Linked DNA regions of Homo sapiens: all the other regions are linked to region 3. A link is an interaction called in ENCODE POLR2A ChIA-PET data of the cell type or tissue named here. Cell type or tissue: A673. All regions are shown on one strand.

Region 1 (5,000 bases), 370 kb before region 3:
GGCTGGCACATTTTTATCCTTGATTTCAGTAAGGGTGTGCAGGTACCCTCTGCTGCTGGTAAGGGTTTCTAACTTAATGTGGACGCTTTGTCAAAAAGTTGGTTATTGCTGATAATACATGTATCTGCCTTATGAAACAGCTCCAGATAGTTAACCCACAAATCTCTTATTTGGCATTGGAGTGAAGTTAAGACATACCCATTCAAGGTAGATGTTAGGCACATAATAAAAATGTTCTCACATGTACCAAATGTTGGTCTCTGGTTTTGGTTGGGGCTTTAATCCTTGACCTACAGAACAGACACTGTATTTTATTTCTGAAAGTAACTGTGCAGGAGAAATGTTGGATAATGCAAGGAGAAAGAAATTTTCTTTTGTGTTTTCTTGCTGACAGACTTAATATGAAATTAGTAGTTCTTTGAATTGCACTTACCCTTAGTCATGTCAGTAGCAGAACTAGAGGCAGAGGTCAGGCTTTTGGATGGTATCCTAACAGGTCATTGTACTGTGGTCCTTTTCAGATGTGAACTGATAAGAATCTGTATTTCACAGTTCCTTGGAAAGAAGTTTGCAGACTGATGTTTGATTTTCCTCACTGATGTTATGAGAAGTGACCTGAATTTTTAATTCATATATCATAATTTTTTGGTAGGAAGGAGAAATTTTGTACAGCTTCATTTTTAAATGGCAGCCAGTTGCTTTTAGCTGGTGCCATTGAAATATATCACATTTTAATTTTTTTTCTGTTGTCATCTTCATTTTGACACTTAGAAGTCTTAAAGAAACGTTTAGTGATATTCTAGTTAAAATGTCAGTCCCAATTTCTTTTCTAAATCTTGGCTATTATAGAGTTGGCAAAGTATTTTAGATTTGAAATATGTTAATAAAATTTTAGTTATGAGTTAAGGTATTTTCTTCAACAGGAATAGCTAGCTTTGGCTAGAGTGCAATGCCAAGGAAGTAGCTCCTTTATTTTGTGATAATGGAAGTTTATTGGATTAGAAGAAGTATGAAATGAGCTCAGAGAGCCTTCCTTGTAGTGGGCTTTCATTATAATAGCCTGATTTATATGGTTGATTCTCATTATTATAGGTTTAATAAATTATTGCCTGAAGGAAAACTTGAAAGTTAAAGTTGATATGACATAGGTTGAAACTGAATAAATCAGAATTTTATACTGATTTGTCTTAGGAAAACCTCTTTCAAACCTGAATTATATAAATGAGCTATTCCAAAGGTAAGCTTTGGAGAGGAACTTTACCAGAATTTCTCCTTTTGAATTTCTTTTTCTTAACGCTGATTCTGTGATTCCTACCAAAGACCTATTCTTAGCCATTGGCTGGAAACACTGCAAGTGTCTCTTGCAAATGCTTGCAAGTGTCAAGCTATTATTGCTGCTAGGAAAGGAGCCATAGGTTATAGAGGAACTTGGGTACTGAGTCCATAAGTTAAGGAATCAGCACTCATACTTTCAGTATGTTGGTTAGTTCCTCCTTCTTAAGGAGTTGTTGCATGCCAAGCCATGATACTACTGTCTTCCAAGGTTAAGGTGAAAAGTATACTTACCTGTAACAAATAAGGCACGCTTGTTTTCAGGTTGTGATCCAAGTGTTAATGTGTGTTGCCCATTTACTGTTAAATGCTCATTAATAACTGCCTGAGTCTGCAGATTGGCTAATCCGTTTTCCTCTAAGTACTTTATTTTTATTTTTGAGACAGAATCTTGCTTTGTTGCCCAGGGTGGAGTGCAGTGGCACGATCTTAGCTTACTGCAGCCTCCGCCTCCTGGGTTCAAGTGATTCTCCTCCCTCAGCCTCCTAAGTAGCTGGGATTACAGGTACTCGCCACCATGCCCAGATAATTTTTGTATTTTTAGTAGAGATGGGGTTTCACCATGTTGGCCAGGCTGGTCTTGAACTCCTGACCTCAAGTGATCCGCCCGTCTTGGCCTCCCAAAGTGCTGGGATGACAGGACAGGCATGAGCCACTATGCCAGGCCTTCTTCTAAGTACTTTAATTGGGGATTCCTATTTTCTGAATTATAAGAAATCTGAGATAATTAGAGCAGAGAGTATGGAGTGGTTTTCTACAGTTGAGGGTATCTTGAGTGAAGAAAAGGTGAACATATTTTAAGTGCTTGCAAAAGTCATCTCTAGCAACCCAAAACTATAAGTTGTCACTCATTTAAGGTAGTAGGCCTCATTACTCACTTCCCCCAATGCTCTATTTAACTTTGAACTCCAGTTAACCAAGATATTCTGCCCAAAATAATTTTTTTCTCATACCTCCTAAAAAGAAAAGCAACCCTAAAATTAGTTTAGAAATGTTAGCTTCCTCATTTGAAGTTTTCACTGCTTTAAAAACTTTTTTTAATTCCCAATAAATAATGACCAACACAAAATACCAGACATTAAATAAATACTAATTTTAATCAGATGAAATTTACTATTTAAAAAGTCCACAGAATTATAAGATCTTTTCCACTCTTACATATTTATTTAACAAGGCAAAACTGCTGACAGGCTGTTATTTCTTGTTTGTGCAAATACGTTTTTGTGAATGTATGTCTCTTTAGTAATAATTTTAATTGTTAATATCTCTAAAAACATAAAATGAATGTAGTCCATAACATTGGTAGAAAACAATTGTTAATGAGCCCCATGTTTGGTTTGACAAATGTAGGAATCTGTGTCAGAAAGGAAGGATGCAGGTTAGTGGACAGTGCATGCTTGTTCAGGAGATGCATAATATGGGCTCTTCTTTGTGGTAAGGTCTGTTTTTGCCAGTCCTGATAAAGTAGATATAAGTGTAATGAAAACAGGAAAGGAATGGGATTTTGGCATTAATTGGTTAAATTAGGTATTGAAATTTTATTAAATCTGAGAAATATCTTATAGCCCCTTGGTGATACAGTTAAGATGATTGCTCATCTTTGCTTAAGGGAAAGCTTAATAAAGATGAAAATTAGTTTAAACATTTTTCTTAAACTTCTGCAGGCTGAGCTATATATCTGATTTTGTATAATTTATCACTTATAGAAATGGAACTTGAGCAATATAAGAAATATAGACTAATATTTCTCTGAACATTTCTAAGGAGTTTGACTTAATCTTAACACAGTTATAAACTTAAGTATCAAAATTACATTGGACAGAAAAATAGATTTGTTGGTCTTTTTTGAAGGTTCATTGAAAATATCTCAGTAATTTTAACTACTGCTAGTACTAATTAACTCTTATATTTTAAGGAACCCAGTGACAATGGACCTCTTTTTACTGAATTAAAGTTCTACCAACGAGCTGCAAAACCAGAGCAAAGTAAGAAATACAGTACACATACGTTTACACTTTTAAAATGACCAGTTTTTTGTTTTAAGCCAAGACCTAGAGCATTGTATCTTATTTTATGACTCTTTGTTATTTTTTTGCTTTATAAATTCCACTTACATGGGATTTGTGTGAAAGAATTCTGGTCTTTTAATGGGTTTGTTGCATCAAGATTTTATCTATATAGATACATAGAATGAAGTTAATAATAAATGACCTATGATTTAGGAAATATTGTTAAACATTGAGAATTATTGATGAAATAGAACAGGATATCAAGGTAGAGAGCCAGAACCTCTCCTAGTCACTTTGGTCCCTTCTGTCCTTCTTCCATGTCTCTTAGATCTTGATTTCCTGGTTGAGGACTTTTATATTGAGGAAGAAAAACCTTTTAGATTGGTATGAAAAATAGGTCTTCCTGTAGAAGCAAGTAAACATTACATAATTAGAGAGAGAAACTGCAACTTCAGGATAGTCCACCCCCGTATTCTCAGATTCCACATCCTCAGACTCAACCAACCAGGGATAAAAAATATTCCAGAAAAAAAAAAAAGCTACAATAAAAAATAACAATTCAATAATAAAAAATAATACAAATAAAAAACTAGTACAGTATAACTATTGACATAGCATTTACATTGTATTACATATTATAAGTAATCTAGAGATGAGATAAAGTATATAAGAGGATGTGTGGAGGTTATATGCAGATATTACACCATTTTATATGAGGGACTTGAGCATCTGGATTTTGGTGTCTTGAGGGGTGGGGGTTCCTGGAACCAAGCCCCTAGAACAAAGGAATGACTGCACTGTAGTTTTGATTTAAAAAAAATGCTTTTTGTAGATTTTTCATTTTAAAGACAATTTTAAGGGCAGGATAACAATTTTGTAGGTTAATAAAAATGTTTTCATCGTAAAATGCTTTTCGTTATTCGTTATACTGTATTCTTCATTTTCTTTTTTATGAATACAGGTGAATTCTTATTGCATGTATAAATACATTTTGCTCTTAATGATTTTTTAAAAAATTATCATTTATGTATAACAATTGAAATCACAAAGATCTGTTTTAATTTGTAGTTCAGAAATGGATTCGTACCCGTAAGCTGAAGTACCTGGGTGTTCCTAAGTATTGGGGGTCTGGTCTACATGACAAAAATGGAAAAAGGTAAAAATATGTGTGATTTGTCTTTCTCCTTCCCTTTTGCAACATTCACTATTTAGTTGGTTTAGTCAGTAATTATTTACTGATCACTTACAATATTACTAGGCCTCCCTCTGGAGTATGTGGAGTGTATGTGACAGAGAGGAATAAGATGTTATCTCTGTCCTCTGCTTTCCATAGCAGCAGGCTATGATGCCTTATTAGAATAGGAGTGCCTCTCTAGTCAGGGAGCTTCTGCAGAGCAGTATCAACTGACTGGAACCCAACTGACAAGGAGGAACAAAGCCAAACACCCTGCCTTTTTTTCCTCCTTGCCTTTAGAAATAAACAAACAAAAACGCCTCTGTTCTTCATGCAAAAGGGAACCCCTTCAGGATTCCATTTGGTATTTCTGCCCACACAGAAATGTTGGATACATAATCTGCCCACACAAGATTAGGCTCACCCTTTATGAGGGTTTTAGTCTAGCTGGTGAGTGAAAACAAAAATGTTTGAAACAATTAGAG
Region 2 (5,000 bases), 200 kb after region 3:
TTTTCTCCCCAGAAGAGACTTTTTTTGTTGTTGTTTTCAAGGTCACACAAAGAATATAACTTTGGTTTATTAATGGAAACCTTCTAGCTACTGGTTAATTCATTACTGCACAGTACAATTTTAAAAGTCACCAACAATGTGGTTCTTTGTCTTTAATTTCTTTGGATGTGTGGTTGTGTGTGTGCGTATGTCAGCACCTTTTTACCTTAAAGAGATACGCGAATCCCCATGAATTATTATACTTTCACTTGTTTTTGTGCCCACTTAAATTTATAGGTAAATATGTGTAAATTTGGGAAAAATATACTTTTTCCACTGTTCGAATTTCTTTCCTCAGAACTTTCCTAAGACTATAAAACTACAGCAGAGATGCTGGGGGCGCTGGGATCTGGGTGAGAGAATTGAGGCATGCACCTTGGGTGCAAAATTTAATGGAGTGCCAAAAAGGCAGTAATTAAGAAAAATGATAATTGGATGCAATGTTTAAAAAAATAAAATGAATGCACCAAAATTCACAATGAACAAAAAATTCAGATTTTAAATAAAGGCAGGATCTGATCCTGTCCACTGATTTTTAGAAGAGTGAGATGTATGTGCAGGCTTCTGATATCTCAAAGACAATTTTGGGAAACATCTTGCACAGAATCTATCATCACGGATTTTTATTTTAGGAGAAGATGTTACCTATCACCACGAGGGTAAGTTTTGACAACCGAATTTCTCCCCCTTTGCTCTTGCGGTTACTCCACAGACATTTGAGCATTCCGCGACAAAACTGTTTTCCAGTCCTGGACAAATACTTTTTATTTCTGAAAGCATCTCGCAGGGGGAGCTAGGGAGTAACACACTGCTCAAAGACGCTCTTTATAAAGGGACTTTCTGTGTCGTTTCTGGATTTTGATAGCAACTTTTGAGTAGGGCCGAGCAGCCTTTGCAGGAATGGGTGGATGGCGGCTAAGGTCATTGTCAAGGACTTGGGATCAATTAGTATGCAGATCAGAGCCAAGGAGTTCAAAGGTATTGTTCCAATTCAATCACATTAGCCAGGGCAGAGATGAACAAACAGCACGACCTTAATCACCAAGCCTTACCCATTCACTGGGTGTGTGTGTGTGTGTGAGAGAGAGAGAGAGAGACACACTAAGATCTGGCCAACCATGTGAAGATATGAGAAAGCTGACCCCCAAGCCTTATTATTTATAAAATATAATATGTACATTTCCTTCCGTGTATATTTGAGGGAGAACTTAATTGAAGGTGAACAAACTGGCTCTGTATTTCAATGCATGCCTTCACACATACACAGACACATTAAATGCCTTGCAAAAAACCAAAATCTCACTAGTATAATGCCAAGGTAAGTTCTTTTCCCTCTTACTTGCAGACAAGCCTATTCAAAATGTGCACAATTCTTTCAAGTCCCCCAAGTGAGAGGACGTGAAATTCCACATTCTAAAATACAGTATCTGCAGTCTAAATATACCTTTCAACTGTGTGGTTAGAGCTAACATGGAGATAAATGAGGAAATTTTGAATTTTTAAAACATCACAGGAAGAAGGATTTTTTCCCCCTTCTCTCTCTTCTCAAAGGAAAACCCAATTATTTTCCTGATTTGCCGATGTGATGCATTGGAATGTGGGCAAACCAGTGGCCGCTACTCATTGCCTGTGTCCTTAAAACATACAGCACGGAAGAGTAGGGACACAGATGCATAGTGTAAATACGCGGGTTCCATCTATAATTATATCTACAGCACACATGAGATACTTTTATGGTTTGGGTGGAAATGAGGAACGACAAGGGGATTAGCCTTTGACAAAATGTGACATTTAAGCAGGTTCACCTGGTTCTGGAACCCTTTGCCCTCCGAGTCGCTGTTTATCTGCGTTCACATGTAAGTTTGCTGCATCAATCTGGATAAACATTTGCTAAACCCAACAATGACTTCTATTGGAGTGGATTACCCCGGGAAGCTGTAGGCTGCACTGGGGGAGAATTCCGCCTCGGTATCTTCATTTCCATCTAAAATCAAACATGATCCGGTAACTAAGGTTTTCCGAATCCAGTCTCTGCCCCCACCTCCGGCCCTGGGAAGACAGTTAATCATAGCTGGCGAAGATGAAAGACGCGCAGGGAAACGCAACTCTAGCAGGCAAAGCTGCACCCCAGGGGGTCATGAATGCTGGGGGAGGAACCATGATTCCTTGATGCAATAACATATTGAGACACTTTCGGCTTTACACTCGCTATCAAGTAAATATAGGATATCTCACCCATGAAGGGTGATTATTGCTCCTGAAAGGAGGAAACGACTTATTAAGGTCTTGTTCAGGAGCAAAAGAAAGATAAGAATCATTATTAATAGAGAGAAACAATCTGGGATTTTCCCTATAAAAATGTATTTCCCCTTAAGACTATTTTGGCAGTGGGGTTATTATTATTATCATTATTATTCATATTGGTCTGAAATTGACTGTGCTTTCAAAGCAGTCCTAATAAGTAGAGGTTTCAAAAGATAACTTTTCCCATTGCATCTCCCGTCACATATTGTTAGTAGCGCTTTTATCTGTAATGCAAATAAAGACATTTTAAAATGTAAATCTGTTACCCAGTCCCATAAAAATATTCATTCACTGTTTGGTATTTTATTTGAAAATATTAAGCCACTAAAACAAAACAAAACAAAACACACGATCCTTAAAACCAAACGTTTACCCAATTATTCACAGAGGCATCATTTCTCCTTTGATCCTACTATTGTGATGTTTTCCCTGAATTTTGGTTCAAGACAGACATTTTCCTCTTCTTTTTTCTTTCCCCTAAACAAGGTCATAGATTTTTTTCCCCCTAAATGAAGACCAGAGCCCCCAGTGCAGGATTAAGTAAGTCCTTACAGTGTTATAAAAGTGAGTGCTTCTTTCCTATAATAAAAGGTGTTTAAAAGGTTCGCTACAGCTTTAAACAGAATTACAATTTACTTCTTTCAAGTGTCCAGGCCATAAATTCTTCTCAATTCCCTCTCTCTCTCCTTGTCGGAATTAATGAGATCAGATCTGATCAGGGCGCTGATGTGTTCAGCGCCAAATCACACAACAGCGCGCGCACCGTAATGGAATTTGCATCTAATGCATACATAAATCAAACATCTTTCTGGACATTTTCATATGCATAATGTCATTTCATCCAGTTCTCTCTGTGCAGAGGGGGAGATTTTTCTCTCTGAGAGAATGACTTTCTTTAATGCTTTCATTTTATTTTCGCTGACTGCAGTCCGGGAGAATGCGCTCGGTCGGAGAATCTTTCGGGGCGCGGTTGACAGTTCTTTTTCCAAGAGGGGTCCTTCACATTTATCATGCCTCTTCCTCGGGGGCTTTGTTATGCAAATGTGGCTGAAATTGATAATTCCAAAGTGCTTCATTTCGGCTCCTCGGCGGTTGGAGATGGTAGATAAAAAGAAACTGACAAGACACACTGATTGCCCTCAATGCATGTAACTCTCTTGCTAACAAGGCTGGATATTGTTAAAAATTCCTATTGTTATGAGGGTGGCGCTCCCATTATGCAGGCCTTGCAAATTTCTGATTTGAATATTAACCCTTTAATCACCCCACCCCACAGACCCCTCCAAAAAAAAAACAAAAAAAACACACAATTGCCATCAAATGGCTTCAGAACCCCAAACATCAAATTATTCTTCTATTATAGTGAACAGCTGGGGTACACTGAAAACACTTCATTAATCATTTGTTCCCAAGGTAAACTTTACATTTATTTTCAAATACAAAGAAAAGGGGTTATCTTAAGCAAAGGGGAGCCTCCCCCCAAGTTCTAAGTAAAGATGTTGGAACGGCATCGCCCTGAGTTTGCACAAAGGGCTGGAAATTGATAATTGAGAACAACAGTTTGTAAAAGGAACCTGGCCTCTCCCCCGGCCCCTGCTCCTCGTCGGCAAATGGAAAGATCAGTATTTTCACTTGGCCATGCTTCCGCTTTTCCGTTCAGACTAAAGAAGGCCTCAGGGAGGGGATATGTGTCTGCCGTCACCAGAGTTAAGTTTATTTTACCTGTTTGACCAGACGAAGGGAAAAAAAAATCTCCCAGCGTCCTTCTCTTAGTAGAGAGGGGATGCAGAAATCTGAATACCATTTCCAGGGAAGAATTACAAATTGAGGCAGCTCTGGGCATTAGCATACCAATTAGGTGCTGGCAGCAAACTGGGATTCTAAGGAGGTGCTGCGGGCCTTGGGCTGCGGCTGCTACGGGGTCAAAACACCAGGAGCTCAGAAGAACGTGGTTATTTCTGCTCAAAATCAAGGCCTGGTCCTTCCAAATACCAAGACCAGAATCTGGACTGGAAGGCCTCCTGTTTCTAAACATACACATGCACAATTACAATTTCCCAGAAAGTGATCAGACCCATTCATAGCGTCTCTGAATGAAAAACAGAAACTTAACAGGAATTCGCCTGTCAGCTAATTAGAATTTAGCGACTAGAATTTCTTAGCAGCTTTCCCATGGTGGCTGCATCTCCAGAAATGTCCACCAGGTAATTGGCCTCGCTGTTAAACCTTGGAACCACTTAGAATTATGTTTTCTTTTGAAAATGTTGCTAGGTTAGGGAAAGAAAACCTGCAGGTTGGTGAATTATGCTTAATGTTTTTTTCTCTCAAATGAAGCTCCTGAGCTTGGAAAAGAAAGCATCACGGGGCTTAGAGGCTAGAATTGCCTTGATGGTGTGCTGTGCCCGACGCCCATCAGAGGCTGCATCAAAGGGCTTCACCTTCTCAGTTCTGCAGCCGCGCAGAGCAGTACCTGCCAAATTATGGCAAATAAAAGAGGCGCCAGATCCAACAGACCTCTCTTACCTGCTGCACTAAAGAGGTGGTGCTCTGTCTGGCTGTTTGTGAAGTGCTGCCTTCCGTCCACACGCTTGGGGCTGTCGTCCAGACACACGTGGAAACACATGCAGAGGGGCACACAGATAGGGTCACTGCAAACG
Region 3 (5,000 bases):
TCATAGGGTAATGATGAGAATTACATGTAAATATGTAAAGACTGAAGTAGCACAATATAAACATAAACACCCAATAGGTGCTAGCCACCATCTTCATCTTTATCACCACCATCACTGTGAATATTAGCAGGGCAGGTTTAATATCCCTACTACAAAGGTGAGAAAATGAGGGCAAGTATCTTATTTAAAGAGCCTTAGAGAGTTAGAGGCTGGGCTGGGTCTCCTCTCCTCTCCTCTCCTCTCCTCTCCTCTCCTTTCCTTTCTTTTTTCTTTTCTTGTTTTTTTTTTTTTTTGAGATGGAGTCCCACTCTGTCACCCAGGCTGGAGTGCAGTGGTGCAATTTCGGCTCACTGCAACTTCTGCCTCCTGGGTTCAAGTGATTCTCCTGCTTCAGCCTCCCAAGTAGCTGAGATTATAGGCATGTGCCACCACACCCAGCTAATTTTGTGTGTGTGTGTGTTTTTAGTAGAAATGGATTTCACCATGTTGGCCAGTTGGTCTCAAACTCCTGACCTCAAATGATCCACCTGCCTCGGTCTCCCAAAGTGCTGGGATTACAGAGCCACCATGCCTGGCCTGGGTGTACTTTTTAAAGCTTCCAGTTCAAAACAAGCATGGACATTCAAATTTTGGATGGGTAGGTCCAAATAGCTTTGGGGTGGGAAGAAAGTCATGCATGGGCTAACCAATAATGATAATAACAGGGTTCTCGGGCATTTCATTTTTACTCAGCTTCTGCCTGTTAATGGGGAACTGGAAATGTTTCTTATTCTTTCGAAATATTCAAGGCTGCGCATGTGTCAAAGGTCAAAAGACCCAAGTCAACGGGTCATGCACATCTTTATAGCCAACATGGAAATGCAAAAGCTAGACAAAAATCACTGCTTGGTGCTGCAGGGTACACAGGAGGACTGCAGAAGATGTACTGTCACCATGGGACAGAAAGAACTGGGAGACATAAAGTCTGGAAGACAAACAGACCCAGCGCTGCACTGTTAGCAGAGCAGACAGATTTATGTGGGTGCTGCTGGTGTCCCAGGACAGAGAGATATGCATACGTTAACACTCTAGCAAGGAAATCAGAGTAGAGTATATGTGCTCTATTTCCAAGCCTACATGAGAGTGCTTGTGAAATCAGAGACCAAGGAGCTTCGGGAGTGTGGATTTCCTCCTGCTAGGCAGCTCATGATTCTAATCCAAGCAAAATTGAACCCTTCTCCACCCTTCCAATTTGTGCTTGTGCTCATTGAAATGTACCATCACCGCTCCCAGAACTCACGGGCTCAAGACTTCTATGCCTGTCTGCTGAATGATCCTGGCCAACTGAATGTCTCTGGCTCTCAATTTTTTCACCTTTCAGATGGAAGGGTGGGGCCGAGTGATCCATGCCACCTGCCTGGTGTGAAGCAGGCACTAAGGCAATGACTGCTACACACAAGTGATTCAAGGTCAGGTGGTCATGCATGGCTATTTCCCCTTTGACTGTGCTCAGAGGTGTTCGTACCTGGAATAACACTGTTGCTAGAATATCCCTGTCCTGAAGGGCCTCTGTGTCTCCTTACCTCTGCCAGTGAAATATCAGTGCTTTGCACAGTCTAGGAATTTTTGGCTGGACCAATGTCCCCATCTCTAGAAACACGTGCCTGTGGACAAATTAAGGCACCTACGTTTTTGTGTTCTATTATTGTTTTCTTAAAAGCCATGGAGATTGAGCTTTTGCATCCAGATCTTCCTCTAACCAGCTGTGAACTCAGTACCTGCTCCTCTCCACTCTCTGTGGTTCAGTTTCCTTATCAGCCAAAAGGAGAGAACATCATCTAGTTTTCTGGTGTGGACACGATGGGTGATCAATGAGTGTCAGGCACCTTGTAATGTATGGTGTCTGGCCTGAGGAAGGTACTTAATGAATGCTATTAACTGTTCTGATCATTAGAAATTATGCTTAAAAGCAGGCTGAGAAAAGCAAACTCTCTTCTCTACCTACTAAGCACTCAATGAGAGGCTGTGAATAACTGTAGAAGGATGAATGCAGGAGCAAACTCCAGTTATGACACTTCCTCCCCAAGCTCTCTTACTCACATAGCATTCAAATTGCTAAATTCTTTGAAAAAGCACTAAGCACTCTTCAAGTGGAGGTGATGTTGATATTTTTCACACTTTCAATTTACGAAAAAACAATAGCAAGCATTCTTTCATCTGTTTGCCATTGAGCCTGTGAAGTAGGCCAGGTAAATATCATTACCACAAATCCCACCTCATCTATAATATATCTGTATCTATTTCCATGTCTATAGCTTTTCCATATCTATCTTTATCTCTTTTCTGTTTCTATAGCTATGTCCAGATTTCCATATCTATATCTTTTTTCCATATCTATATTCACACGCATACCTATACCTATATCTATACGTAGATCTGCATCCATACTTATTTTTATTCCTATATCTTTATCTTTTCCCATGCCCATATCCATATCCACATCTATATGAGGAAATGAAGTCAGGCTCAGCAAATAGACCAGCCAAGGTCACCCAGTTAGAAACAGAGCTAGTGAGGCTTCAAGTTTTTTGGCTACAAACTCGGCTTTTTGCAACTTCTCCTATGCTAGGCTTCAAATAAACAGGATTATTAAAAAGAAAAAAAATAAAGAAATATGAAAAAGAAAGAGAAAAAAAGAAGAAAAGGAAGGAAAGAAGGAAGGAAGGCAAGAGGGAAAGGAGGGGAGGGAGGGAAGGGAGGAAGGAAGCAAGGAAGGAAGGGGAGGGAAGGGAAGGAAGGAAGGAAGGAAGGAAGGAAGGAAGGAAGGAAGGAAGGAAGGAGCAAGCATTATAATCTCTTTATCTTCTATTCACAAAGCCCAGTATATGGCTCAGGCCTTTGTCATCTTCACTTCCATTAACTGAATTTTTTTTTTTTTTTTGGCGTGGAGCAGATGGGGCAATGGTCTTCAAAATGTCAAATCACTGAACTATTATGTGTCATCTATCGTTCTTCATTATCTATGTCTTGTTGCTTAAAATTCTTAGAACGGTTTCTAAACACTATATTTTTTAAAATTAGAAAATACAATAGAGCTATTTTTCAGGGGGTGGTTAGAGAGCTGTCATATTGTTAGCAGCTACCCTTAAGAGATTATTCCAGGAAACTTACTGTGTGAATGCAGGTTTAAACCAGGTATGTTTTAGGAGACACTTCCTATTCAATTTCTTTTGTCTTTCTTTTCCTATTTTTTTCTTCACTTAGAGTTTTATAACAAGACTTGAATAAACAGTATACTTGGACTGCCAGCACGATTAAAATTTATATCAGTTTTGCATCTGTTTGGAGAGGCAGAAAGCAAATCTCTAATTTTAAAACAAATTATCGAATATTTCAAGAAGTCAGAATGAAGATTCCTCTTCATTCTCTTAAAACTTTAAGAACTGAATTGCTGTGAATTATCCATTTGGCAGAATTTCTAAACAAAATTAATGTATCTGATGCAAACACAGGGCCTCCTGCTTCTTCTGTTCATTAAAGCTTATGTATTTGCTCAGTTTTACAACAATAATTTTCAGGGTCAGTTTTCAAGCTCTCCTAAGCTCACTTTTTTCCAAATGTGAAACTTATGGAAGGAAGAAAGCATACATACCTTGTTTCGAAAATTGAGTATTAATGTTCTGAAGAATATATCTGAAGAGTATCTTCTGGGCTAGAGGTTTGAAAAACATCAGCTGTTTTTCCTTGTGTGGGGTTTTTATTTATGCTCTTCTTTTAAAGCTATTTTTGGTCCCTTGAATTTAGCACAGGTTGCTTAAAAAAATCAAAAGCAAATATAAAATTTACCTGGAATCTTCTTTAGGACACAAATTAAACCATATTGTAGTTTTGTTTTCTGTTTTTGCTTTTAACTATGTGAATGGTTAATGCCGTCTTGTATTTTCTGTTGCCTAACTTGCAAAGAGACGCATTTCTCACACAATTCATTTACTCTCTCCTTATTTCTTCATCACTCCCTTGTCTTTGCAGAATTATTCAACTCAGACTGCCATGCAGAAGAAAAACCATGAACCCGTAAGTGTTACATTTTGAAGCAAAAGTTTATTTTTTCAAAGTCCATTTTCCCCCTTAGAAAGAAATATCAGAGTGAGAAATAGCGAGTCTCACATTATCTAAAAAGCGACTCTCTCCGGTTTTTGTTCCATTTATTGAAAACTCCAATTTCTTTGCCTCGGGTTCTAATTTATTTTGCAATTCGCACAGTGCACTGTAAACATAATGTAAAGTTTTCAAAGCTTAATTAACAGCTACAGGATAACGGCAGGCCAAGATTTTAAAGGCATTTAAGCTTGGCTCCAAGAAATGAAGAGACTTCCATTCAGGAAGCTGTGAACTTGTACCTCTTAAAACAATAAAACCCGTCAGATCCAGTACTTTGGCTTGCCTTGAATGCCAAGACCGGCACACCTGCTGGCTTAACCCCATCCCTCCGAGGTGCTTCTCGAGGGAGTCCTTCCTGTTCTGGAGCTGTTTTTCTCTTGGGGAGATGAGACAGCAAAAACAACAAAACCAAAAGAAACAAGCGAAAAAAACCACCAAAAACTCAACCACCCCAAAACTAAAAACTGTATATTTTAATCAAAGGTTCAGAAAATCCACTTTCAAATTCCACAGGGATGAGGGTTGGGATTCAGGTATCTCGGCAGAAGGATAGCCAACTGAAAAACCAACCCAAGTGGATGGGAAGAATTGACACAATCTCTCAGATCTGCAGTGGGTTCAGAAGAGGTGCTGCGTTATCTGTAGTGTTCCAGTTCTGCCATTTCCTAGGAGAAGTGCTTGGTGTGGTCACTTACTCTTTCTTGGCCTCAGTTTTTTCCATCTGTAGAATGGGACTGAGAAGAAGAATATCTCTCACAGGTAGGACATTGCGTTTTTGTGCTGCAAACGATTGCATAACTGTCCGGAGAATTGGGTCAATCTCTGGCTTAGTCAAGACCCAACAGTCTTGGTTTAACCGT
Region 4 (5,000 bases), 320 kb after region 3:
TGGCCCTGAGGCCCCACCCACAGAACATAGGTCTGAGGTCCAGCACCTCCTGGTTACGTTTTTGTGAGACATGACTTCATCTCTGTAAGCCTCTGATTCCTCATTTGCAAATGGAAGCTAAAAATACTTATTTCATGAGGTTATACAAGGATTGATGAGTTGCGTTACTTATAATAGTGTCATACAGTTCTCACTTTTTCCTTGCCAGCCCTCAGAGATTCCTTCTCCTCGCTGCTCCTCCTCTCCCAGGTAAGTACACATTGCCCCAGAAAATAGAAAGACTCTTCTTCCCTTTAACTGGCTCACAATTAAAGGAACAGAATCCCTCGGTTTCTGCTGCCAGATCACATTTGCTAAACAATCATTTTGCTAACTGGGATTCAGACAATGTAGGAAGAAACACTTGAAAACAGTTTTAATTGGTGTTGAAAATAAAAAAGGGGAGAAAAAAAAAGTCAGAACATTATTAATTTTTGCTGCCGTAATGACCACTGTAGAATTGGCTGGTTATTTCCCCATTAGAACATAATGACATCCATTGTTGGCGGCTCTGTACTTGATTATAAGATAATGACAATAATTCATTGTTTGCCGCTCTTTACCTTGAGACAAGGTAACCATAAGTTTAAAGGAAGATGTACAAGAGGTAAATTATATGTTGCTAAATATGAAACAGCACCTCACTTGTCCTGGTTTATAACAATAAAAACAACAATTTTAGATAGAACATATATTTAGTAGGTTTTCCCCCTAGGAAAGACAGAGACATTGATCATCACATAATTACTACAAAGGAAAATCCTGCTAAATTGTTAGGTTTAGATACGATACAAACCATCTTCTTGAACTATGCAAAGAAAAAGGAGCTTTTTGAACCTTTTGCTTGCTGTTTGAACGAAGCCTTTTCTAATCACAGAGCTGGAAGTCACCCCAAAGCTCATCAGGGTGGGGGTTTTCAAGAACCTTTTAAAAATGCAGCACCTATGTACAAATATGGTTGTTTATGGATAGGCCATATGTGAAACAGATTTGAGCCTCAAACTCAGTGCTTTTCCACCACACCCTCTGCTGTGTCCCCAGTCATTTGGCTCCTGCCAGCTCCTGCCTGCAGAGGCTGCACCCACTTTGCACTAGCCCACAGGGTTACAGCTTGGCCTGCTTGGTCTCTTTTCTCCACCAGCAGTCAAATGAATCTTCTAACCCCCAGATCAGATCCATCACTCCTCTGGAGGACAGTTTGGCAATTTCTTACAAAGCTAGACATGGTCTTACCTTATGATTCAGCCAGCGTGCACCTGAGCTTGTATCCACATAAACTGGAAACAAATGTCCAAGCAAAAACCTGCACACGAATGTTTACTCATCATTGCCAAAAACTGAAAGCAGCTGAGATGTCCCTCAATAGGGGAATGGATGAACAAACTGGAGTTCAGCCATACAGTGGAATATTATTGAGCAATCAAGAGAAATTAGCTATCAAACCATGAAAAGACATGGAAGAAATGTAAATGCACGTTACCAAGTGAAAGAAGCTGAAAAGGCTATATACTGAATGATTCCAACTATCTGACATTCTGGAAAAAGCAAAGTTAGACAGTAAAAACATCAGTGGTTGCCAGAGTTTCAGGGCGAAGGAGGAGGGGTGAGCAAGGGGAGCACAGGATTTTTAGCGCAGTGAAACTATTGTAGATGATGCCATCAGGGTGGATATGTGACACTTATGCGTTTATTTGAACCCGCAGAATGTACAACACAAAGAGTGAACCCCAATATCCCCTAAGGACTTCAATTAATAATAATGTGTGAATATTGGTTCATCGATCTTAGCGTATGAACCACACTAGTGCAAGACGTTTAGTGGAAACTGTGTGAGGGGAGAGGAGTAGGTGAGAACTCTCTGTACTCTCTGCTCAATTGTTCTGTAAACCTAAAACAGCTCTAAAAATAAAGTCTATTATTTAAGAAAAAACCCCCAAACTATAACTGAGCATCGCTGTCGGTTAAAAACCCAAGTCCCTACCGAGGTCTCAAGCCCCTCCACAGCCCGCCTCTGCCATTTCCATGGTTATTTCTTCCACTTCATCCCTCTTGCTTCCACGCCTCATGCTGGCCCTTCCCTCAGCCCCTAGTCTTGCTCTTGACCTGTTCCAATCTCTGTCTGAATGCCACTTGGGCCATCCCACCTAGAGGATGGTACTCCATGCCTCCTGCTATCTTCTCTCACTGGCTTTTGTTTTCTTCTTATATGCTGCCCTTTATTTTTCTCTTTATTTTCTGTCTCTTCCACTACAAGTTCACTGATGCTCCCCCAGCACCTGCCAATGGCTGGCACATAATAGGTGCTCAGTAAGTATTTGTTGAATGAATAAAGGTGGGGCTGCTTCCCCTCATCTCTGTCCCCCAGGAAGCTCCACCCTGCTTGAAATGTCCTGGAGATGCAGTTAAACAACAGATCTATCTGTTGATCTTACACCATGATGTTGGTTAGGGTGTGGGCCCTGCAGGGCCCCGTCGCCTGATGGGGCATCTTATGTGGCACTCTTTAACTAGGGACCCATGGGGGAAACCCCACCACGTTCTCCAGGGCTGTATCTTGAAAATGGTCTTAACACAAGCTTGAAATGTTTTTTTTTTATTCTAGCTTTAAACACACACACCTACACACAGAGAGAAATGTTAAGTTTGCTGATGACGTGTGATATGGTTTGGCTGCGTCCGCACCCAAATCTCATCTTGAATTGTAGTTCCCATAATCCTCACATGTCGTGGGAGAGACCCAGTGGGAGGTAATTGAATCACGGGGTGGTTACCCCCATGCTGCTGTTCTCATGATAGTCAGTGAGTTCTCATGAGATCTGATGGTTTTATAAGAGGCTTTTCACGCTTTACTCAGCACTTCTCCTTCCTGACATCACGTTTGCTTCCCCTTCTGCCATGATTGTAAGTTTCCTGAGGCCTCCTCAGCCATGTGGAACTGTGAGGCAATTAAACCTCTTTCCTTTATAAATTACTCAGTCTCAGGCAGTTCTTTATACAGCAGCATGAGAATGGACTAATATAATGTGACAAGGTTTAAAGTCTCACTAAAGCTCGCATGTGGCTGCTGGATGAAGACCTGCAATCAAGATGCAATCTGTGCAGAGGAAGGCCAAGGTTCTGCTGGCCCAGGGCCAGCCCTGCCGTTGTCTCCTGTGCTGTTGGCTCCAGCAGGAGCTTCTTTCATTGAACGTGCTGAGTGGAAAATTCTCTCCACATCTGGATGACACCATCTTCCCAGGCCACCTCTTGGGGACATTCTGGTTCTACTTTCTCCTTCCCTTTGGCAGAGCCTCGTACTTAAGTGCGTGGTCTTGAGCTGGAGTGTCTGAGTTTGCAACCCAGCTCCACAACTTATTAGGAGTGTGGCCTTGGGCAAGTTACTTATGCCGCTGTGCTGCAGTTTTCTCATCTGTAAAATGGGAGGACGGAAAAGGAAGAGTTCAGATTAAATGATTTTGCACATGTCAAGTGATTAGAAGAGTGCCTGGCAAATTGTAGGTACAAATAAGCACTAGCAATGATGCACACTGGTCGTGTCAGTGGCATTTTGAGACTTCCCATCCCCATTAAGTGTCAGCATGACTCATCTCTTCTCCATACCTGTACATAGATGTCTCAGCCAGTTCTGTCCTGGGCAGCAATCCAATGGCTCTCTCTTCAACATTCCACATTGTATTTGGACTGGAGAAGCTGAGGTTGGAAGTTGTAATGTGGCTGGGTCAAGGTGATAGAGTAAGTTGGTATCACTCAAGGGATAAAAATCTGGAATCTGTAGGAGATGCTGGCATCTACTTTCTCCCTGAAAACGTCACAATGAAACCATAGGGCCACTGCCCAGTCCCACAGGTGCAGCGGTGCTTCCTCACTGTTCTGAGAGTTATTGATCTTTTTGAGACTTAAGGTGGGGTGGACATGAAGACCCACCTCTCAGAGCTCCAGGGCATCACTGACCAAGGGCTCCAGCTGCTATGCTCTGAAATCTGTCAACCGCTATGTTAGTTCTCAGGCCACATGTCCCAGAGGATGCTCTTGGCCAAAGACTGAACACAGCAGGCCCATTCCTGCGAAACCCAGGACTTCCTCACCCAGCAGCTTTGCTTGAAGACTCCTTCAGGGCCTTGCAGTATTTCCTTCAACGGCACTACAGATGCAGACATTTCTGCCCAACCTTCTTTCCTTCCCTTTCTGCTTCACATGGATCAGATCTCTGTCACTGCCAGACGGTTCTACCTGTCTCCCTTCACCCCCTTTGCATACCCGCATCCTAGGCATCTCCTTAAGGAAATCTTTTGCATGTCTATTCCTGTCTGGGCATCTGCATCTCAAAAAACTTGGACTGATATCCGTGTGACATAATCTTTTCCCGGTAAGGTGCACCTGTACACAGGCAATCAGAATTCAGGGACTTTCAGACACCTAAACTGCATCTGCCACAGGTCTTCATTTAAAAATGTCAGTATTTGGCTGGATGCAGTGGCTCACCCCTGTGATCCCAGCACTTTGGGAGGAAAAGGCAGGAGGATCGCATGAAATCAGGAGTTTGATAGCAGCCTGGCAAACAGAGCGAGATCTTGTTTCTCCAAAACACTTAAAACATTAGCCAGGTGTGGTGACGCACACCTGTAGTCACAGCTTCTCAGAAGGATGAGGTAGGAAGATTGCTTGAGCTAGGAGTTGGAGTCTGCAGTGAGCTATGATCACACAACTGAGCTCCACCCTGGGTGACAGAGCAAGACCCTATAAAAAACAAATGAACAAACAAAAACCCCAAAAGCCAAAACTGTAATCATTTAAAGCAATTGAAGCATATAACAGAAGAAATTGTCTACGCAGTTTGAGATCAGTTTGCTTATTCATTCAACAAACATTTACTTGCTGTCTATTTTCTGTCCAGTCTAACGTCAGCACCAAAAGTGCACAGCTACTGCTCTTAAGACGCCCCCAGGCAGGTGGGGGAAACA
Region 5 (5,000 bases), 62 kb before region 3:
CTGAGTTGAGAGAACCCGATTCTGCTGCAGGGCTACCCTGGGTCCGGAATTGTGAAAATTCTGCATGGCAGTCAGATGTCCTTCCCCGCATAAGGTTTGTGTCTTTCGCCAGCCTCCTTATTCTTTAAAGATTGAGAGAGGAAGGAGAGAGGGATGAAAGGAGAGAGAGGAGAGGGGAAGAATAGAAGGTGGAAATGCTGGGGTTGCAGTATGCATATTTTACAACATTTTAGGTCACTTTTTTTGGCTCAAAATAGAGTTTGCACTGAATGATGTTGGCCTAGACTGAAACAAATTGGACAGAACAACCCAGGCTACTGGTTGTTCTTCATATTTTGTCACTGGTGGTCCCTGGATTGGTGACATCTGTCTTCCTGTCCAGAATCAGAAAATCACTGAGTCTCAGGGTTTCAAGTGACCTCACAAACCATTGCCAAAGACCAGGTGCCAATCTCACGGGAAGGTTTTTCTTTCGGTGGAACTGGAATCTCCCTCTCTGAAGCAGCACCCATTCAGATCCTTTCTCCTTCAGGCCCCAATTTCCCTGCTTCTTTAACCCATTGGGTTCTGATAAGATGCTAAGGACACCCCTTAGTCCCTGGCTCCTTCTTCCCTGCACGCCCGCCTGGCTATTACACTGATGAAGACAGGCTAGGCTGAGCTGCCCTCACAGGAGCCCCAAAGCCACAGTGGCTGACCTAGATAAGGACACATTTCTTGCCTGTGCTACCCCTCCCTGGTAGGGGGTGCTGCATCATTTTCACCATGGGGTTCAGGTTGAGGGAGGGGACCCAGCCTGGGACTTCACCAGTCCTTAGGAGGGAAGGAAAAGAGAACTCAGTGGAGCTGTGAGATGACTCTCAAGGATTCTGTTTGTAAGCGGCCTACAGCCATCCTGCCCACGTGTGATCAACACAGTCAGTCACACGGCTGCACCTGAATCTAACAGGGTGGGGGAAAGCATTGTCCTCTCTTGTCTTCTGCGTCTCATGCCTTTAATGCAAGAATCCCATAACGGAGACCCTTCACCCTGTTAAAAGCTAATTACAGCATCAAGTTAAGTTGAACCGTTTCCTTCGATGAATGCAATAGTAGTATTTGTTAGTATTTTGGGAAGCCTCATAGCCTTGCTGTGCCCACAGTTATAACTGGAGGTGCCAATATGTCATTTCCTAAGCTGTGACTCTTCCCTCACTCTCATCCCCTTATCGTTCACCAATCTTCCACTTCAGGTCTCACCTTCAATGTCACTTCTTCCAAGAAGCCCTCTTGGCCTCTACACAGTTAGTACTTCTGGTCTCGCTCTCTGTAATTCTTCTTCAAGGCTAAGCACTTGGCCAACACCCATTTTTTGGCCAGACTAAGGAAGGAAACAGTGTCTGTCTGGTTCAGTGCAATTCCCCCCTGATCATAAGATGAGGCTTAATATATCAAAGGCACTCAAAAAATATTGTTTGAATGAGTAGACAGCTCAAAACATGAACACATAACTCATTCTCAAAGGATATTATTTTCTTATGATGTGTTTTAAACAAACAAAAAAAAGGAACTTTAAATTTCTGTACCCAAACCCTGATGGGCTCTGAGATTTGCCTGTCGTTTTGTGTATTTCAATCCCCTAAATTAGGGATTGTGGAAAGACTGGCCAGGTAAGTTACTGTTCAGATCAGGACCATTTGTGAGAGTGAAGTGTATGTGTGTGTGTGTGTGTGTGTGTGTGTGTGTGTGTGTTGGGGGGAGGGCAGGGAGGTCTGGGGGGTGGAGCTTATCACTAATGCCACCCTCTGGGACAAATCACACAGAACTTGCAAGGTGGAAAACAACACACACACGTACACACACCCTTTCAAGAGTTGTCCAGGCCTATTTTTCTTTTACTGTACCCCAAACTCCCTTGAGCCTTTTGTTTTATGAATTGGGCCCTTCTATTTTACAGCCAGCACCATTTGCACTTACTGCAGAGCTGTATTATGGCCAAAGACTCTTTTTATTTTTTTTTATTTCTTATAGTCCTGGAACATGGCCCCCTGGAGAATGTCACTTCACAAAGCAATGGCCAGTAAACTTGGCTCATGCGTCAGCGAAACACTTCCAACGAAAGTGCATCAACTTCTGTTCTTACACATTGTCGTCTTTCACCTTAACAAGCACACCCCAAAAAAAGTCCTCTGGTTTCTACGGCTTGTTAGGTCTATCATCTTTTTAATTAATAGTGTTTTTACGAAGCCGTCTGAACTGTGTCATTTCCATTATCAGAAACGCATTGCCATTAATGAATAATTTTCATTTCTGATCCCTGGTATCATGCTAGTTGATCTCCTGTTTCCATGCCTTCAAATGATAGCATCGTTTTCTGCCCACGATCAAATTTAATTTGGACTCTGATTATATTATGCTGTTGCGACTGAAGTGTCAATTTTTGTCAGGCAATTAGGAGCTATAACCTGTGAAGTTAAGTTTGATAGGCATTGTAATTGGATTGTTACAGTAATAGCCTGGAACGTTCCTTTTCCTCTTGCTTCTTTGATTCTTGATGCATACTCTCATCGTGAGAACAAAGACATTTGGTTATTATACAACCTTAGGATGTTTGAGACAACAAGATCACAAGTTGAAGTTTTTGCAGTGGAGTGGGCTTCGATGTAACTCGAAGTGTGGGACGTTGAAAGTTTGAGAGATTTGGAAAAAATTAGAACAAAGGGAAAGAAGTATCACAGAAAGCATTGTGTAAGAAGAAGTTAACAGGTCCCCGAAGTTCACTTCAAGATTCCAGATAAGTTGCAAACAAAGATGAATCACAAATAGCTTAGAGTCACCTGAGAGTTCCTCTCTTCCTCCCTCCCTCCCTCCCTTCCTCACTCTCTCCCTCCTTCCCTCCTTCCTTCCTTCCTTCCCTCCTTCCTTCTTTCCTTCCTTCCTTCCTTCCTTCCTTCCTTCCTTCCTTCCTTCCTTCCTTCCTTCCTTCCTTTCTTCCTTCCCTCTCTCCCTCTCTCCTTTCCTCCTCTCCTCCCATTATTCCTTTCTCCCTCCCCCTTTCTTTTCTTTCCCTCATTTCTACTAATTTATTGACACTGGACTAAATACATTAAATATTGTCATGGAAAAGACAAGCCCTCTATCCTCGTGTGGTTCATGGTATAATAGGGGAGAGATGGAAAATGTCACATCAACAGAATGATGTGACGAGATCCTTTAACAGAATACCTGCGTGTATCAGCAGATTCTCACTTGAAGAATGGGAGCTTGCCTGCAATGGGGAGGAGAGGAGAGGAGAGTGGTGCAGTGTGTGGGCACAGCTTTTGCAGAGACCTGGGCACAGCAAGGATTTGGGGCCATGAGGGAGTGGCGAGAAGTGCAGCAGGATGGGTGCCTGTGATGCAGCAGGATGGGCGCCTGTGAAGCCTGTGATGCAGGATGAGCACCTGTGATGCAGCAGGATGGGCGCCTGTGATGCCTGTGATGCAGGATGAGCACCTGTGTTGCAGCAGGATGAGCGCTTGTGATGCCTGTGATGCAGGATGAGCACCTGTGTTGCAGCAGGATGGGCTCCTAGCTGCCCGGGTGGCAGGAGGTGGGGCTGGAAGGAAGTGGGGCAGATCACAGGGAAGGGGGAAGCTGGCCCAGGCATCTGGATTTTATCCCAAAGCTCATGAATGTTAAAAGGCAGGTCCGAGGGTACCCTGGAGGACTTCCATAGCATCTTTATCAGGCCTGATGCCATGGCCCCTAAAACTCATTTGCTTTATTGCTACCCGAATACCCTTTACAAATGCAAATCCGAGCAATGAGCACACTGCCTGCAACCCTCAGGGATCCCGACTCTTACAGTGAAGACAGAGCTCTTCAATACACCCTGTGGAAAGGCTGGCCAGGTAAGTTACTGTTCAAATCAGGACCATTTGTGGGAGTGAAGTGTGTGTGTGTGTGTGTGTGTGTGTGTGTGTGTGTGTGTGTGTGTGTTGGGGGGATGGCAGGGATCTTTAGGGGGTGGAGCTTATTACTAATGCCTCCTCTGGGACAACAGGTGTCCTTGAGGACTGCCCCAGGAAAACCAGGAGGTGGGGCTTGTATCCTTAAGGCCCACATGGTCCGCCTGCGGCCTCTTTTTTTCACCCCTTCTCCCATTTGTCTCCTCCCCAGCTCTCAGCTGGCCAGCAGCACTGAGTTTCTTTTTAGTTCCTCCTACCCCCTGAAAGCTCTCTCTTGCCACAGGGCCTTTGCACATGCTGTTTTTGCTGCCTGAACCTTGGCCCTGTAGCCTCCCATTCATGCCCAGGCTTTCTGGCCACCTGGCTTCCAAGAAGGGAAAGGAGGTTAGGTTTTTCTTCCCACTCCTTCTATCTTTGCATCTTTTGCAAGAGCTGCATCCTTCACAACTTGGGTCCTACCTGATGTCTCCTCCTGTACAGTTTGCCTCCAGTTTCCTGCTCTTGTCCCTTCAGTCCTAGGGGTGACAACCACTCCCTGATGCTTCCTGTCTCTGAGCCCTTGCCATCCTATCTTTGTCCTCTTAACCCTGCTCACCTCTGTTAAGAGTCTTTTCATTAAAGATTCTTCATTTGAACCATCTGTGGCAAATTCTGCTTCCTGCTGGGACCCTGACTACGATGGTGCCTAAAACAAACTGCTGGAGGAGGAGAGAGGTGGGAGCAGAGACTCCCTTCTGGGATAGACCAGGAGGAGCTGACGCTTGTCTCCAAATACAAGAAAGACGTCGGCAGGCAGAGAGGGCTGGGAGAGCAGCTTTCAGGCATAGAGAACAGCATCAGACCAAGATGTGGAGGCAAGAGGAGGGTGGGCTTGTGGGCTAGCAAGGAGTCCAGTGTCTTCCTTCCTTCCTCCTTCCCTCCCTCCCTCCCTCTCCTTTCTTTCCTCTCTCTCTCACTCCCTCCTTTGTTTCTTCCTTTCCTTCTTTTTCTTTCTCCCCTCCTTCCTTCCTTTTTTGCTTCTTCCCTCCCTTCCTCCCTCCCTTCCTCCCTCCTTCCTTTCTTCCTCTCAGC

What was found. ChIA-PET counts read pairs that join two places held together with the same protein. Peaks named below come from ENCODE experiments on the same cell type or tissue, not always from the same donor. Only the 100,000 strongest peaks of a DNase experiment are listed, where the experiment ranks them.
Region 1: POLR2A ChIA-PET joins it to region 3 with 17 read pairs; 2 of 35 experiments call an interaction of 5 or more read pairs at or near these places.
Region 2: POLR2A ChIA-PET joins it to region 3 with 18 read pairs; 2 of 35 experiments call an interaction of 5 or more read pairs at or near these places.
Region 4: POLR2A ChIA-PET joins it to region 3 with 11 read pairs; 2 of 35 experiments call an interaction of 5 or more read pairs at or near these places.
Region 5: POLR2A ChIA-PET joins it to region 3 with 11 read pairs; 2 of 35 experiments call an interaction of 5 or more read pairs at or near these places.

The regions. Positions count from the first base shown.
Region 1 is chr14:96,842,848-96,847,847 of GRCh38, forward strand. It overlaps VRK1 (VRK serine/threonine kinase 1), which reads left to right. Exons shown (of 13, transcript NM_003384.3): 4 at 3,248-3,317; 5 at 4,410-4,497. Among named protein-coding and RNA genes, the nearest start is that of VRK1, 48 kb to the left of the region's middle. In A673, no CTCF peak of the experiment used is centred here; no DNase peak of the experiment used is centred here.
Region 2 is chr14:97,410,009-97,415,008 of GRCh38, forward strand. No RefSeq gene overlaps it. Among named protein-coding and RNA genes, the nearest start is that of LINC02325, 46 kb to the right of the region's middle. RefSeq lists an enhancer at 1,899-2,420. In A673, CTCF peaks have their summits at 833 and 4,562; DNase peaks (open chromatin) are centred at 823, 2,163, 3,083 and 3,383; H3K4me3 peaks cover 3,606 bases; H3K27ac peaks cover 5,000 bases.
Region 3 is chr14:97,212,843-97,217,842 of GRCh38, forward strand. No RefSeq gene overlaps it. Among named protein-coding and RNA genes, the nearest start is that of LINC02304, 60 kb to the left of the region's middle. In A673, no CTCF peak of the experiment used is centred here; DNase peaks (open chromatin) are centred at 1,099, 2,069, 2,829, 4,449 and 3 weaker places; H3K4me3 peaks cover 1,554 bases; H3K27ac peaks cover 5,000 bases.
Region 4 is chr14:97,536,430-97,541,429 of GRCh38, forward strand. LINC02325 (long intergenic non-protein coding RNA 2325) reads left to right here. Exons shown (of 5, transcript NR_110166.1): 3 at 209-249. Among named protein-coding and RNA genes, the nearest start is that of LINC02325, 80 kb to the left of the region's middle. In A673, no CTCF peak of the experiment used is centred here; no DNase peak of the experiment used is centred here.
Region 5 is chr14:97,151,298-97,156,297 of GRCh38, forward strand. It overlaps LINC02304 (long intergenic non-protein coding RNA 2304), which reads left to right and starts at 3,560. Exons shown (of 2, transcript NR_146554.1): 1 at 3,560-3,872. RefSeq lists an enhancer at 3,124-3,293. In A673, no CTCF peak of the experiment used is centred here; a DNase peak (open chromatin) is centred at 3,114; H3K27ac peaks cover 3,478 bases.